Regions from separate parts of the Homo sapiens genome. Here region 2 is linked to region 1. Evidence: chromatin loops called from intact Hi-C (ENCODE). Cell type or tissue: GM12878. All regions are shown on one strand. Links, peaks and the distances in the headings refer to the core of each region. The heading gives the core; the rest is flanking DNA. Region 1 overlaps NELL1 (neural EGFL like 1). Region 2 overlaps LOC102723370 (a long non-coding RNA gene).

The links. Hi-C counts contacts between places; a loop is a spot of excess contacts. Peaks named below come from ENCODE experiments on the same cell type or tissue, not always from the same donor. Only the 100,000 strongest peaks of a DNase experiment are listed, where the experiment ranks them.
Region 2: a loop joins it to region 1, with 2.3 times the contacts of the local background. A loop is called at or near these places in 1 of 110 quality-filtered maps.

Annotation. Positions count from the first base shown.
Region 1 is chr11:21,510,289-21,514,696 of GRCh38, forward strand. The region is part of intron 15 of NELL1 (neural EGFL like 1); the gene reads left to right. Among named protein-coding and RNA genes, the nearest start is that of NELL1-AS1, 250 kb to the left of the region's middle. In GM12878, for the core only: a CTCF peak has its summit at 1,761 (motif pointing left); no DNase peak of the experiment used is centred there.
Region 2 is chr11:21,986,102-21,990,509 of GRCh38, forward strand. The region is part of intron 3 of LOC102723370 (a long non-coding RNA gene); the gene reads left to right. Among named protein-coding and RNA genes, the nearest start is that of ANO5, 200 kb to the right of the region's middle. In GM12878, for the core only: no CTCF peak of the experiment used is centred there; a DNase peak (open chromatin) is centred at 2,556.

The DNA of each region.
Region 1 (4,408 bases), core at 198-4,197:
AATAATCATGCTGGAGGGGAGCACAGAATCCAAATGCAATTTAGAAGTGCTCTGTGGAATTTGTAGAGCATTTTCTTAAAGCAGAACTGGGCAAATTTTTATTTCTGTTCACTGCTTGAATTCTGTGGAAGCATGAAGGAAAGTTCAGTCTAGTCCTTTTTCCTGGTATCAGTCTTTCCTCTCTCATGCATTCTCCGGTTGGGCTGAAAAATAAACATTTGTTGAGAGCTGAACCTAGATACAATGTGGGGGAACAAATGGTAATGTCTTTGCTCCTACCCAAATCTTCCAAAATGTTATGATCCAGCCTGGCAGTATATGTTTGCACTGTGATATGAATTCCTGTAGCATGAAAAGGTATACCTGTGACTGAGGTCCCTTTTTTCCCAGATTGAGGTTTTGAACTCTATTAAGAGTTCCTTATCCACCACTGACATCTACTCTATATTTACTGTCCTTTGGACCACTCTGTGCATGATCTTCTTCTATAATATGTGACCCATCCTCTTCCTTAGTGGTCACTCATAGTTATCTCTTTTAGCTAAGACCACCTTGGCTATTCTTTATCTCTCCTTTTTAAAAGAATAACTTTTATATGTATGTTATTTCAATGATTAAAATTGAAGTTGTAGTTTTATTTAAGATAATGGAGACAGATTATCAATGTTAAAATCTCAGCTCCTTCAATTTCCAGCTGTATGATTTTGGTCAGGTTCAAACTTCTCTGAGACTGTCTCCTCATCTGTAAAATAAGGCTAATAATAGTAGCTATTCCATCAGGTTGTTGAGAGGATTAAGTAAGCTAATTCTTGTAAAGCACTTAGAAGAGTGCTTGGCAGAGTGTGTGCTAGGTGTTGTGTTATTGTTGTTAATCACTATTATTACTGAGATGTTATCTCCAATATATTCTAGCAAATATATAATGTAATAATACATTTGTAATAATCTCTCTTTACTTCCTGTAATAATCTCATGTTTACTTCCTCTAACCCATCCTAGTTTCCTACAACTTTCTTATTTGTACTTTTCCTCGAGAAAGAGTTACTATTTGGCTTATTTTATTTGCCTCAGCAAGGGGTAAGTAATGCTCCAGAGAAGCGCCCTCCACTAAGCCTGCCATTCTCACCAACGGCAATCTGGAGTGTTATGGAGACATGATGTTGGATGAGAAAGATAAGGTCCCTGGCCTCCTGGGTTTACAGTGCAGTGAAGGAAGAGAGACAATAAAGATATATGCTGGATCATCTCAAATACTGGTTAATGCTAGGAAGAAAAGGAAGCAAGGTAATGGATTAGGGAGGCTGAAAAGATAAAGCTACTTCAAAAATGGTGGTCAAAGAAAATTTTTTCAGACTGTGGCATTTGAACTGCGAGCTAAATAAAAGAAGGATTATATATTAAGAACACAACACAGGTAGATGCAAAGGCTCATGCAAAGGCTCCAACACAGATGATGGATTTGAGAAGGCCAGAATGTCTGGAGTGTAATGAGCTCAGGGAAGAATGGTATGGGATGAGAAAAAGCATGAGGACAGTCTAGATCTTATAGGGAGTCATAATATTGTTCAAAGCTCCTACTAAAATCTAAACACAATAGAACCCACATATGGACAATACGGGACTAAAATACTGTATTGTGTAAGATGCAAGCTGACATCATAACAAAGAGGACATAATTGGAATGAGCCTGCCTACTTGAGTCAGATCCAGGGCCCAGATCCACCCCATTCTTGCTGCCTATTTGGTGCCACCTGGTGGCGATGGTCCTCAAGCCTCAATGGCATGTTGAGAACACCTCTTGTTCCTGTCTTAGCTGGAACATGGCAGCTGTTCCAGAAATACCCTTGTGAGTTGGTACCTCTTTAGCTGAAATGATCCCAGAAGAGTGAGCTAAGAGAATATTGAGCACATGGGGCCCATTGTCTTTCCTGAAGCAGGCCAGCCTCCTGTTTAATGCTGGCCTTGCCTTTTCTTCTCTTTCTATCTCCCCCAAAGATAAACACCTTATCCCACCTCTGTTAGATAATTAGGACAAGACAGAGTATGAGACTAACTGACACTCAGAAGTCACATTATAATGAAATCATGTTATCAGGGAGTATGTCATCCAAGGATTTTATTGCATATTTTATTATTAGGGAGAATGACAATATAGCTTTGATTTTATACTTACAGTGCTTGATATATAGTGATATTATAATATTTTCTTATATTGTAATTATATATGTGCTTGTCTCCCTCAAGGAAAATGTACTACTGAGAGCCAGGAGAGGGTCTAATTCAACTTTGTGCCCCTAGTAAGAAAGGGGGAAATGAAAACCAACGTGTATATTCACCTACTACAAATAGTAGTAGAATAAGTCTTATTTAATAGTCACAAATAGTCTACAAGGCAAGATCGATTATCTTTATTTCAAAGACAAGGGAGACAAGGATGAAGAATGAAAAGCCACATAGGCAGTAAAGAACAGATCTATAAAATGCCATCCCAAATTGTGTGAAAATAAAAGCTACATGACTAGAAAAAAAAAAAGAAATATGCAACAGATATAAACCAACGAAGCCTGTTGACATTCCACCTAACCGAACCTATTACCGCCAATGCTTGAACATGTTTCCTGGCAGGTAGCTAATGCTCAGCAGATATTTGATGGGTTAAAAATGAAAAATACATTTGACCATTTTGGATTTAAAGAGTGGGGTTAATGGCACCTATTTCCCTAATCAAAGCCAGTAGTCAAGGTGATTGGACATCAAGTTTATTCTTAAGCAGCAAGGCCACAGTCAGCTATGGTTTGGGACCCCAGGCAGCCCTACTGAAGTTGCACAGAAGAGGTACTTGTCAATGCCAATCAGTCTATTCCTGCTGTTCAATTAGGTTCTGATTTGTAATTCACTACCCTCCAGCACCATTTTACTCAGTGAATTGTAGTCAACACCACAGGAAAAATTAATGCCTGTGAAATAATACCTGAGTAAGGGGAAGAAAAGCCAAATGCAAACTGTTCTTCTCTTATAAGTGTGTTTATTTTTTTCCAAAAATAATATGGATTTGCTCTTTTGCAAAGAAGTCATTCCTCAGTGAATGTGTGTATGTGTACATCTGTGTGTGTGAGAGAGACACATTGGTGGCTTGATATCAGAAAAAAATACTTTTGCCAGACTATAATAACTATTATTTGTGATTCTATTAACGGAAATATATCTTTTTCAAATTAAAGTATATATATTTACATACAGATGGAAAAGGAGGAACTGCAAAATAGGCCTAGTTTTCTCAAAGACATGCTTGAAACTCTGAGTCAGTCAGAGATTGTTGTTTTGTTAACTAAGCTAAAATAGAATGAAATTAATAATATTTAGGATAATAAAAGTTGTCAAGTATTGAGCATGGACTCTGAAATCTGAAACCAATAATCAACTTCCAGGCATTATCTAATTTAAGTATCATGGAGATATAGCGATTATTTCTCTTATTTTAGTGATGAAGAAACTGAGACTGAAATATAAAATACATGGTTCCATAGCCAATTAAGGAACAGAGCCAGAACTTGAGTTTGGTTCAATTTGACTCAAAATACGTGTCTTAGAGCCTGAGCCCCCCTGGTGAGTATGTTAGAGTGATGATGAGACACCCACCCCTGCCTGGGATTCCAGGCATTGTGCCTAGGACTGAGCATACCAATGCTGGTATTGAAATATTAGCATTTCCAGCTATATTGGTATTTATCTTATCAAAAGCAAAAACATAAAACTTGATTAATCTTTAATTCAAAACAACTCGATTGCAAATGATTGACCTGGCAGTGTCATTTAGTTAGCACAGAAAATGTTACACAATTCAAAGCAAGATTTTCAGAATCTAACATATTCCATCATTTTGCAAATATCAAAATAATACATTAAAGAAAATAGTTTTGTAAAATTAACAAATAACAATTTAACATTGTCAATTTAAATTGATTTAAAATATTTGCCTTATAATTTTTAATTCCAAATTTTGTGTATATTTGGCATATAAAAATGAAGATGTTGGAGTTCCATGCTAAACATAATTATAATGTTAGAGGTGTGCCAGCCAAAGAATTTAGAAATTTTGTTGCCCTTGTCAATATGAGGGCAGATGTCACAGATTCAGAATTCTAAATCTGTCAAGTATGAGTAAAGTGAGCCAGATATGGACTGCTCTGCAGCGGAGAGTCCATGCGCCACCTAAAGGCAGCACCTGCTCCTCATGTTCTGCCAGTTGTACCCATGTGGCAACATGAATTGAAGGTTGCCAGATTAATCTCTTTTTTGTTTTTTTTAGAGATGCCAGGCATCCAGATTCTTAATGTTGGCATCTGATTCAATATTTAAATATAGCTCCCCTGTGCCAAACGAAATCACACAATGTGTGTGGGCTGTT
Region 2 (4,408 bases), core at 223-4,222, 480 kb after region 1:
CCACAGGTCCAGTGCAGGACATCAGGGAATTCTATTTCATGTAGTCACTCAGGGGCCTAAACTGATGGAGGCTCCATGTCAAGCTACATTGCCATGATCATTAGAACAAGACAAAGAGAACTGGATAAGGGAATCAGCTACTGAAGCTTCTACCCAGAATGACCGTATCACATCTGTTCACAGATGATGGCCCAAAGCAAGAAATATAACCACAACTATCTTCCAAGTTGAAAGGAAGTTCAATCTTCTGGCACACTTGGCAGGTCAATTGGAATATTTAATAGAGAATACTGATTACTACCATATCTGACATTATGGAACTTGGAACATAGGTAATTAGGTGAAAACAGGCAAGTTTACAGGCAGTTATGATCAGTACAGTCAGTGCTATGATACGGGAAGATCTGTGGGAGGAGCACCTAACTCAGATTTTTGGAATAGTCAAAAAAGAATTACAAGAAAAACTGGTAAAGCCAGAAAGATGAGTACAAATGTAATTTAATAAAGAAGTAATTGAGACAGGGACTGGCAGGAATTTAGACCTGTAAACACCTAAAGACAAAGTATGTTAGAGGATCCAATTAAAAATAGCTGGATAACGGTGTTGGGGAGAGGTGTGCTTGGTAAAATTGGAGAAGCAAGCATTGCTCAAACCATGCAGAGGCGTTGTCAGCCTCACTGATGAGTTAGTGTTTAATCCTGAGAACAGTGAGGGACCATTTGCTAGACTTGAAAAAGATCTCTTGTTGAAGTGTGAAAGATGGATTTTGGTAGGGGGTGACAGTATTCTATTTGCAAGATACTTCCAGTACTTAACATATCCACAGGGTAGTTGTTATTATTTCCACTTCACAGATAAAAAAAAAATCAAAGTTTTAGAAAGGGTAAGTATATTCACAAAGATCATAAGGTTGTTAAGCAGATGCATTCAGAAGGGAGAGTAGAAGAGACTCAAAACCTGAAATGCATATGGTATCGAAGTCCATGCTTTATGGACTTCGTTATGATGTTGCCTCCTGATCATTCTAGAATATAATAACAGCACAAGAAGTGCTTCCATCATGATGAACTTATAACCTAACCTCTTGACCAAAGAGTGGCTTTAATTCACAGGGGAAGTTGGCATAGAAGTGTTTATACTTTACATTTTACCTCATTGACCTGGGTGACTGGGTCAGCATTTGGAAAGGGATGAGGGGACTGCCCCATCACCTCCTCAGTTTCTGTAGGTCATAGGATAAGAGTAGCAATGCTCTTAGTGAGAGAAACTCTCAGGGAAAAAAAATGAGGCTATAATAGGCACTGCTTCAAGTGAACAGTGAGATTTTTCTCCTTGTCAGAAGTGTCTGCTCAATCTAGGAACTAAAGACCAGCCTGGGTGGCTCTTGCCTTTCACAGCTCAAAATAGCAAAAGGCCTGGATGCATAAATACAGTGAGATCTGACAAGCCGGTAAAGAGGACAGCTTACTTTCTGTACCTCCCTTGGTACCACAATCCAAGGATGAGATACAACTAAAGTTGATTTCCATATATCACACTGCAATCTTTTCTAAGATTGATTTTCAAAATTGTTGCTCATGGGGGTGTCATTTGTTCAAATACATAGTCCAAGTTGTCCTTCACTTGAGATTCCAGTTGTTCTCAGAAGCTGCCTTTGAATCAAAGTTCTAGTTTTCAATTTTTGCAATTGCCTTTGCACTTTCCCTCATGCTTCCAGGGGTCCAGGTTAATAATGTTGGCAGCTTCCAGTGTTTGATCAGTTATTTATGATATCTTAAAATAAGTACTAACTGTGCATTTCTCTGGTATAATTTTGATAAGATTTGTTTTAGCTAAAACAAAAATTAAAATGTACAACACAATTCATTAATGGTTACTGAAAGTCTTCAATGCATTAAAACATTTGAATTTAAAATAGGTTATTATGATAGAGATTTGTATGTGTGTAGATGAGAAAAATTTGGAAGATGTTTACATATAGTGATCATCATATAATTAGCTTCTTTGGGAAAAGAATTATCTTATTCACTGTTCACACATGGAGATACTCGGAGGGTATGAATTGAACAAATGAACAATTTGAGTTGCTATAGAAGTGATAATAATCCCTTTATATTTCTCTACCACTTGAACTATTTGCTGAATTGAATAATCTCATCTTCAATCTCATTTGAATATTTTGAATATCCTACGAAGTATATGGGCTTGATGTTGTTATCCCTATCAGGGAAGATCCTGCATCTATCTGATCATGGATACAAGGAATTTAAATACAGATCTTTTCATAACCACTCCACTGCACCAGGCATAATCTGCAGCATTGCTTTAAAAACAATTACTTGATTTAAGAAAAATTGTGAATAGATACAGGTTTTCTTTGCCTTCTGAACCCTATCATTCAAATACCCTTTTTTACCTTGGGAATTTCTAGTGAAGCCTGTGTGAAGCCCTCTGAATGCTTTTTCCTCTTAGGTATTCTCTCCTCAAAGCTTCTTCTCAGAAAGGATCTGAGAAATGCTGTCATACCAAATCATAGCTTAATAGTGACCTCTTTTGGAAGGTTTTGTTTTTAGCAGAGTATATTACACAATCTGGTACTGTTCATTGTCTTCCCTGGTCTTAAAGTGCAGCTGGTGTGTCATATCACTATACAAGAAGCTCGTAAGAGCCAGCTCACTATGGTCAAGATCCTTGGACCAGGGGCTGGCCCAGATTGCCCTCCTGCTTGTCACCTTGACCTGCTCTTATAGTGCATGCCTTCCATGGCATCATAATGTGGACCCTCCTATGTGACTCAAAACCTTCCTATTTTTGTCGACTATTTGGACATTTTTCTGCAGCTTCCCTACATCACTTAGTCAGGATAGATAACCTGCAGCTTCCCTACATCACTTCCCATTTTTCTGCAGCTTCCCTACATCACTTAGTCAGGATAGATAACCCACTGTTAGCAGATATATATCAAATAGGTATCATTTCTGCCCACCATCAACAGCAGGATTTCTGGCATCAACCACCAATAGGAGGAGTTGGGGAAAATAAAAGAACATTCTAGAGCTTCTGATATCACATTTGTTCTGCATCTGCTTAAGACTTATGGCTATAACCTGTTTATCATAGCTGATTTCTTCAGTGAATGGAAGGATGTAAAAACTGCTTAAAATATTGATAGCATCCTTTCCACAAGCTCTTGTTTATCTGCCTTTTGTCCTCCCTACTCACTGCCCCTGTATCTTCATTGTTCTAATACTCACTGCTTCCAATTCCAGCTCGCCAACTCCAAACACCACATTGTTTGCACAGCGTGCAAATGGCAACCTTACCTGATATCTGACCTAAACTCAGGGTTTGGCACCCCAGTCTAAGCCTATCAGCCTAGTCCCAAATTTATCCAGGAAAGGAAGATCAGAAAACCCTTATCATGTTCTTCTGGTATTTTCTAACCTTAGAATTCCTGACTCTAAAAAATTAGACATCTAACCCTTTTCCCTGCCAAAATTTCTGAGTCCAAGTAGTGCCTTGATTATTTTCTCTCCTCTCTCATATAGGCCCTGGTATAACAATGCTGATTCATACATTATGATGACAATAACAGGCAATTAAATCGAGTATTGAGATGATAATTTATGGAGTATATGAAACTTAAAATCAAAACTTAAATATACCATTATCTCCATCATAAGGAACAATTAAGATATAAAAGCAGTTTACAAAAATGAAATGTTTAGGGAAAAGTGATTGAATAATGAGTGATGATAATAAAGAATTTACAAAATATGTATACAATCACACTTAAAACTAGGGGAAAATTACTGTTGGTATTGGAACCGAGAGATATGACCTAAAGACATATGAGATTAGGACAGAATGACAGTCGCTCCAATAGAACTGTCTATTCATGTTCAGAATGAAATTTTAGAATATAAGCTGTATTTTCCCCTTCAGTCTATGTAGATTTGTTTTTCCTCCTGTGGGTTCTCTGCAAGTCAATGTAACAGTCCCAACCACTTGCCAATTAAGCAAGAGGAGAATATTATTGTAAACAAGAACAAAAAGATACTAGTACACTCAGAATACCATACCATGTATAAAGACAAAAACGGGACTCTCTTAGTCTGTTTTGCTATGACAAAATACCTGAGGCTGGGTAATTTATTTTAAAAAGAGACTTATTTGGCTCATGATTCTGGTGGCCAGAAGTTCAGAATTGAACAGCTATTTGGTGCATACCTCGTGATGCTTCCACTCATGGTGGAAAGCCCAAACTGGGGAGTGTATGAAGAGATTACATTATGGGAGAGGCTAAGAATTCCTTTTGTAGAACCATAACTATTCCATTCCCATAAGAGAGAGAGCTCACTCCGCCTGGTGGGAGGGCATTCATCTACTCATGAAGGTCCTGCTCTT